2 separate regions of the Homo sapiens genome follow, and region 2 is linked to region 1. A link is an interaction called in ENCODE POLR2A ChIA-PET data of the cell type or tissue named here. Cell type or tissue: PC-9. All regions are shown on one strand.

The links. Peaks named below come from ENCODE experiments on the same cell type or tissue, not always from the same donor. Only the 100,000 strongest peaks of a DNase experiment are listed, where the experiment ranks them.
Region 2: POLR2A ChIA-PET joins it to region 1 with 8 read pairs; 7 of 35 experiments call an interaction of 5 or more read pairs at or near these places.

What each region holds. Positions count from the first base shown.
Region 1 is chr11:62,896,884-62,900,883 of GRCh38, reverse strand. No RefSeq gene overlaps it. Among named protein-coding and RNA genes, the nearest start is that of CHRM1-AS1, 11 kb to the left of the region's middle. In PC-9, no CTCF peak of the experiment used is centred here; a DNase peak (open chromatin) is centred at 1,546; H3K27me3 peaks cover 3,049 bases.
Region 2 is chr11:63,004,562-63,008,561 of GRCh38, reverse strand. All of the region lies in intron 2 of SLC22A8 (solute carrier family 22 member 8), which reads left to right. Among named protein-coding and RNA genes, the nearest start is that of SLC22A8, 9.3 kb to the left of the region's middle. In PC-9, no CTCF peak of the experiment used is centred here; no DNase peak of the experiment used is centred here; H3K27me3 peaks cover 1,930 bases.

The DNA of each region.
Region 1 (4,000 bases):
TCTCCTGCTTCAGCTTCCCAAGTAGCTGGCACTACAGGCACGCGCCACCACACCTGGCTAATTTTTGTATTTTTAGTAGAGACGGGGTTTCACCATATTGGCCAGGCTGGTCTCAAACTCCTGACCTTGTGATCCTCCCACCTCGGCCTCCCAAAATCTCACTCCTGGGATTACAGGCATAAGTCACTGCGCCCAGCCTCCTCCTCTTAAATCTGGCCACCATCCTGGCTGGGTGACCCATTCAACTCAATAGTGCCAGTGTCATGATGTCTTCAGCCCCAAGGACCTTACCCTCTACCCTGTGTCAGCCAAATCCAGAGCCCTCAACTGCTCCCGCTTCAAGAGCTAAAACCCCAATGTCTTCCACTCTCACTCTCCCACCCCCTCAGCCTCTCATCTTCCTCCAGGCCCTGTCCTTGCCCATCCTCAGCAAGTGCTTTCTTTCCCTGAGCAGCCTGGACCCTGCAGTCTTTCCTCAGCACCACCAATACTCATGATCCCCCGACCCCTTGCTTCTACCACAAATTCACCACCCTGGGTCAATGCTACCATCCATCTTCTCTGACCCGACACATGGGCAGTCAGGCACTGCTGGAAAAAGCTCCCACTCTCTGGCAGATTGGCACCAGAACAAATGTAGGGTTCCTGACCTCTGCTCAGGAGCCTCATGGCTCCACCTCACATCTTTGTGCTTGTCCTTAGTCAACTCACTTGCCTTATTCCCAAAAGTGCTTGTTCTCAACTTCCACCTCTCTTCATGGCCGCTACCTCTGACTTGCTGCCTGCATGATTTTTTTTTTAAGAGTTGGGGGGCCGGGTGTGGTGGCTCACACCTGTAACTGCAACACTTTGGGAGGCCAAGGCACGTGGATAACCTGAGGTCAGGAGTTCAAGATCAGCCTGGCTAACATGGTGAAAACCCGTCTCTACTAAAAATACAAAAATTAGCCAGCCATGGTGGCGGGCAGCTGTAGTCCCAGGTACTCGGGAGGCTGAGGCAGGAGAATTGTTTGAACCCAGGAGGCAGAGGGTGCAGTGAGCCGAGATGGCACCATTGCACTCCAGCCTGGGTGACAGAGCAAGACTCCGTCTCAAAAAAAAAAAAAAAAAAAGAGAGAGAGAGAAAAGAGCTGGGGGGTCTCACTCTGTCACCCAGGCTGGAGTGGCTCACTGCGACCTCACATTACTGGGCTCAAGGGATCCTCCCACCTCAGCCTCCCAAGTAGATAGGACTACAGGAGCACACCACCACACCCAGCTAATTTTTTTTATTTTGTAGAGACAAAGAGTGTCACTGTGTTGCCCAAGCTCGTCTCAAGCTCCTGGGCTCAAACAATCCTCCTACCTCAGCCTCCCAAAATGCTGGGATTATAGGCGTGAGCCACCACCCCTGGTCTCCATGTTGATTTAAATGAGACAATATTCTCAAATTCTTTGTTTGATTAAGAAATCTTGCAGTCACTGGGTTTATTCTACTTCATGCGCGTGGGAGAAGAGGAATGTGTCAATGCTCCCCCTCTGGCTTAACAAAGAAAACTCACAGGTATTTATACCTTCTAGAAAACACAGATGTGAATTTAAATATTATTGCCAGGGCAACACACTATTAAGGAAGACAAGCAATCAGAATCACAAGCTTTTTAAAAGTTAAAGGTTACTTTCGCAGGACAAAGCAAGTCTCATAAAGTTAACTGTCTGACGAGACTCCCTTGTTAGAAATAACATTTGCAAAGATGGTTTTACGATGCAAAAAAGAATCTGCTTTTTATTTCTGCTGCTGCAGAAGGAGAGGGCACATTTTCTCTTTCTTATCATACTGTGGTTATTTTTTTTTTTTTTTTTTTTTGTCACCACCAGTTAGAAGGACCTGGAGTCTTCAAGGCAGCACCAAGAGAAACAAAGGCAGGCTGAGAGGTTGATCTCAAGCCAGTTGTTCCCGCCACCCACTACATGGCAATCAACTTGCAAATCTCTCAAATGGTGGCTCTCCCACACTCCTGCATCAGAGCTTGTCAAATTTGAGTGTGCATAGGAATCACCTGGGATCTCATTAAAATGCAGATTCCGGGTCAGGCGCGGTGGCTCATGCCTGTAATCCCAGCACTTTGGGAGGCTCAGGCAGGTGGATCACCTGAGGTCAGGAGTTCAAGACCAGCCTGGTCAACATGGCAAAACCCCACCTCTACTAACAATACAAAAATTAGCTGGGCGTGGTGGCACGTGCCTGTAATCCCAGCTACTGGGGAGGCTGAGGCAGGAGAATTGCTTGAACCCGGGATGGTGGGGGGTTGCGGTGAGTGGAGATGGCACCACTGTACTCCAGCCTGGGTGACAGAGCAAGACTCAAAAAAAAAAAAAAACACGCAGATTCCGGCTGAGCACAATGGCTCACATCTGTAATCCCAGTGCTTCAGGAGCCTGAGGTGGGAGGATTGCCTGAAGCCAGAGGTTTGAGACCAACCTGGGCAATGTAGTAAGACCCCATCTCTACAAAAAGTTAAAAAAAAAAAAAAAAAAAAAGCCAGGTGTGGTGATGCATGCCTGTAGTCCTAGCTATTCAGGAGGCTGAGATGTGAGGATCCTTTGAGCCCAAGAGTTTGATGCTGCAGTAAGCTATGATGGCACCACTGACTCTAGCCTGATTGGCAGCAAGACCCTGACTCAATAGGTCTGAGTAAACCTGAGAATCTGTATTTCCAACAAGTTGTTACTGTGGTTGCTACTGGTCCCCAGACAGACACTGTGAATAGGAAGGTCTGAGGGGTTTATTCACAATTTCTCCTTTCTCCCCAAACCTCTGACACTTGGAGGTTTATCACACCCCATAAATCTATACAATTATTATTAATTCTCAATTAATTTTTTGTTTTTTGAGACGGAGTCTCACTCTGTCACCCAGGCTGGAGTGCAGTGGTGCAATCTCGGCTCACCACAACCTCCGCCTCCCGGGTTCAAGCGATTCTCCTGCCTCAGCCTCCCGAGTAGCTGGGATTACAGGCATGTGCCCCCACGCTCAGCTAATTTTGTATTTTTAGTAGAGACGGGGTTTCTCCATGTTGGTCAGGCTGGTCTCAAACTCCCGACCCCAGGTGATCCACCCGCCTCAGCCTCCCAAAGTGCTGGGATTACAGGTGTGAGCCACCTCGCATGGCCCCCTCAGCAGCATTTGACAGCATTTACCTCTTCCTCCTCACTTGATCCCCAGGACCACACCCCTCTGCCTATCTCACTGTCCCCTCATGCTTTGTCTGTATTGCTGGCCCACCCCCATTTCTCCAACGTCTGAAGAGCTGAGTCCTGGGGCCTCTACTTTTCCCTCTCTGCACTTACTCCCCTGATCACCTCCTATTGTTTCATGGCTTTAAATACCAGCTGTGCAGAGGACTCCTAAATTCACATCTCCAGCCCAGGCCTCTCCGTGAATAGCAGGGCAGTATGTCCAGCTGATGTCTTCACATTTGCACTTTAATGGCTAAGATTTCAAAGGCATTAAAGGCCCAAACTCAGCTGCCTATTTCTCCTTTTAAGTCCACTCCTTCTGCAGCCTTCCCCATCTCATTAAATGGCAAATCCAATCTTCTAGCTGCTCAAACCAAAAATCTTAAAATCACCGTTGATGAGGCAGAGGTTGCAGTGAGCCAAGACTGAGCCACTGCACTGCAGCCTGGGTGACAGAGCAAGTCTCCGTCTCAAAAACAAAATGAAAAAATAAAAATAAATAAAATCGGGCTGGGCTCAGTGGCTCACACCTGTAATCCCAGCCCTTTGGGAGGCCAAGGTGGGTAGATCATGAGGTCAGGAATTCGAGACCAGCCTGACCAACAGGTGAAACCCCGTCTCTACTAAAAATTCAAAAATTAGCTGGGCGTGGTGGTGGGTGCCTGTAATCCCAGCTACTCAGGAGGCTGAGGCAGAAATGCTTGAACTCGGGAGGTGGAGGTTGCAGTGAGCCAAGATCGCACCACTGCACTCCAGCCTAGGTGACAGAGCGAGACTCCGT
Region 2 (4,000 bases), 110 kb before region 1:
GGTACTGATGAAGAGGCTGAGCCACACGGAGGTTAAGTAATTGGCCCCAGAACACATAGCTCCTAAGTGGCAGAGCTGGAAACTGATGTCTTTTTGACTGTCCCCAAGATACCTGGCTCATCCTCTCTGGTCCTTTTGCCCCAGCACAGGTTCCTCTAGGGATCCAGGAATGCACATGGGCAGCAGCAATTCTCCCCTAAGCTAGACCTGACCTAGCTCCAAAAGGCCCCTGAACTAAGGCAGGCTGTTTCCTGGTTCAGCCAGCTCCCCGCACACACAGCAGGGCCCCATCCTGCTGATCATGGTCCTGATCACAAATGGCTCGTCCTGACTCTCTACAGCCCACTTTCTGCCTCATGCTCTGCAGGGGCCACCTAGCCTCACTTCTTGCTGCTCACACTTTGGATATGATGTCAGAGCAGCTTATCTGGCTCTGACCTTGACTGCCTCCTTGACCACAATCCCAGCCTATGCTGGGCTATGCTGTCTTACAGTGGCTCACAGTAACAGCTCCCGTGTATGGTGCCTTTCCTTCAGCAGCCCAGGCCTCAGAGCACGGCACGCAGGGAGGCATCAAGGAGCTGTGCTCAGGGCCAAGGGTAGCATCTTGGGTCCAGCAGACCTGAGTTTGAGTCTCTTTCTTGAAATGAATTAAGCTATGCTTGAGCAAGCCACTTACCCTCTGAGCCTCAGGTTCTTTGTCTATAAAAAGAGATAACAATAGTACCTACTTTATAAGGTTATTACGCCATTAATTGCAAAGCTTTCTCCTGAGCATCGTGCTTTTCTCTTTCTTCCCCACCACCTTCCTGATGCATCAGCCCATACAGAAAGGCATGGCAGTGAGTTTCCTACCCTTTCCTTCCAGAACCCAGCTCCCTTGGGGCTCGGCTACATTCCAAGAAAGGAAAAAGATGGTCAAGAACACTGAACTAGGCCAGGCGCAGTGGCTTATGCCTGTAATCCCAGCATTTTGGGAGGCTGAGGCAGGTGGATCACCTGAGGTCAGGAGTTTGAGACCAGCCTAGTCCAACATGGTGAAACCTCGTCTCTACTAAAAATACAAAAATTAGCCAGGCATGGTGGTGGGTGCCTGTAGTCCCAGCTACTCCGGAGGCTGAGACAGGAGAATCGCATGAACCTGGGAGGCAGAGGTTGCAGTGAGCCGAGATCGCACCACTGTACTCCAGCCTGGGAGACAGAGTAAGAAAAAAAGGAACACTGAACTAGAATACTGGGAGCAAGAACATTATGTGGAATTGCCAAAAGTTGATGAGACGGATCAGCCAAGGTCATGCCGAGGACTAAACAGAACCACCAGGAGGTTGAGTAACTGGCTCTGTTCAACCAACAAGTTGCCTTTCTTCCCTCTCTGGGCTTCCTCAGTAAAATAAGGATAATTAAATCCAAGGACTCCAAGTGGCACAGCCTATGCATGGAGACACAGTCCAGGGAAACACAAGTCACACTCAACACTTTGAGTAATAATCAAGACATCTGCTATAGGTTTTCTTAACAGGGCCTCCTCAGGGTCTTGGTACAGAAAGCATGCCAAAATTCTCCCAGCCCTGTTCACTCATTAATTATTTGTTGAGGAAACATTAACATATACTATGTAGCAACTATTCTGCTAGCTATTAGAGATAAAACCTCAAGGCTGGGCGCGGTGGCTCACGCCTGTAATCCCAGCACTTTGGGAGGCCTAGGCGGGAGGATCATGAGGTCAGGAGGTCAAAACCATGCTAGCTAACATGGTGAAATCTTGTCTCTACTAAAAAAAAAAAAAATTAGCCAGGCATGGTGGCGCATGCCTATAATCCCAGCTACTCAGGAGGCTGATGCAGGAGAATCACTTGAACCTGGGAGGTAGAGGTTACAGTGAGCTGAGATTGCACCACTGTACTCCAGCCTGAGTAACAGAGCAAGACTCTGTCTCAAAAAAAAAAAAAAAAAAAAAAAAAAAAAACTCAAATGAGACATTCTCAGTCCTCAGCAAGATTACAGAATACAGGACAGCAAACAAGTGAATAAGCAGTTAGAATGCCATGTAATAGGTGCCCTATTGGAGGTAAGAACAAGAAAGGGAAATGAGGAGCACCTTACCTACCCTGGGCGGCTAGACACTCTTATCCATTTATCGAACTGACAAACACTTATTGACCACCTGTTTGTGCCAGACGACCATAAAAGAAGTTCCTGGCTCTCCAAAAAGACGATATTGACATGAGTTTCAAAGGACTGCCAACACTACTAGAATAAGGGGATCATAACCAGCACCAAAGCAAAGAGAAATGCAATAGCATGGAGCTTCTGTAGTGTAACCTGATGGAATCCAAGGACTTGCATGGCTCAGACTACCATGGAGACACAGTCAAGGGAAACACAAGTCACACTCTTGACACCCTGAGTAATAATCAAGACATCTAGCCTAAGTTTTCTTAAAAGGGCCTTCTTAGGGTCTTTGCACAGAAAGCATGCCAAAATTCTCTCTAAATACCTTCCTCTCTCCCAGAAATTCCAGGATGCCTTTAAAAATCTCTCCCATTTGCTCCACATCTGGTTCCCTCATTGCCATGCTTGTCTAGTCCCAATCCTCTTCCAATCACCCCTTATAAAGCCAGCAGTTCCTTCAAATATTCAGGAATCGTGCCGTATATTAGTTTCCTAGGGCTACCATAACAAAGCACAACAAATTGGGTGGCTCAGAACAACAGATTTTATTGTCTCACAGATCTGGAGTCTAGAAATCCAAACTCAAGGTGTTGGTGTGTCCTCTCCAAAGGCTCTAGGGAAGAATCCTTCCTTGCCTCTGCCAGCTTCTGGTGGTTGCCGGAAACCCTTGGCATTCCCCAGCTTGTAGACGCATCAGTCCAATCTCTGCCTCTGTGGATCATAACATCCCCATGTGTCTCTCTCTTGTCTTCTTATAAGAACACGAGTCATAGTGAATTAAGAACCCACTCTACCTCAGTATAATCTCCTCATATTATAACTTAGCTAATTACATCTACAACAACTCTATTTCCAAATGAGGTCGTATTCTGATCCACGAAGAGTTAAAACTTCAATGTATTTTTTGGAGGGACACAAGTCAACCCATAACAGTTGCAGATCTCAGATCTGAGTTTCAGTCTCTGTCTTGAAATGAACCAAGCCATGCTTGGGCAAGCCACTTACCCTGTGAGATCAGATTCTTTGTCTATAAAAAGAAATAACACGAGTACCTACTTTATAAGGTTATTATGGCATTATTTGCAAAGCTTTCTCCTGATCTTCAGGGAAGATTTGTGTTGGTCTTCAGGGAAAACAGATTTGTGTTGATCTTTAGGGAAGCCATGGCCATATTTTTCTCATCAGTTCTGATGTGCTTCATTAACCATGAAATCTCTGGGAGCAATTTAGAGTGCAATTGAAGTTCAATTTTTTAAAAATATTTAACCACAAATCACTCTTCCTTCCAAGCTTCTAAATGTCATTGAAGGATGATAATCCTCCAGTAGACAATTTTTCCATAGTAGGTTTCCCAGTCTGACTGTGAAGAAAAAACACTTCTCTCCTGCTCACTGGCGTGTGGTTATATCCTCAGCACATACAGCCTAGACACTATCCATATTGACATGCACTCATTCTGGTGAAATGAGGCACATAGCATTTGGAGTGTGGGCCCTATGACCTCTCATGTAGACACTGGCAGATCTCTAACTTCTAAGGCTCTCAATCCCTCTGTTCTTTCTGTGGAATGTTCACACATTCAATTCCACAAGTATTGAGTGCCTAGTATGTATCGGATACTGTTCTTGATAATGAAAGTACAGTAGTAAACAAAACAGACTAAAAGCCTTATCTTCATCAGGCTGATATTCTTGGGAGAGAAACATGCAATAAACCAAAAAGATGGAAAATCATTCAGCATTCTGATGGTATAAGCACTACTGAGAAAATTAAGTAGGGTAGAGAGGTATAGGCTGCTGGGAGTTATAATTGTAAATAGGGAGGTCTC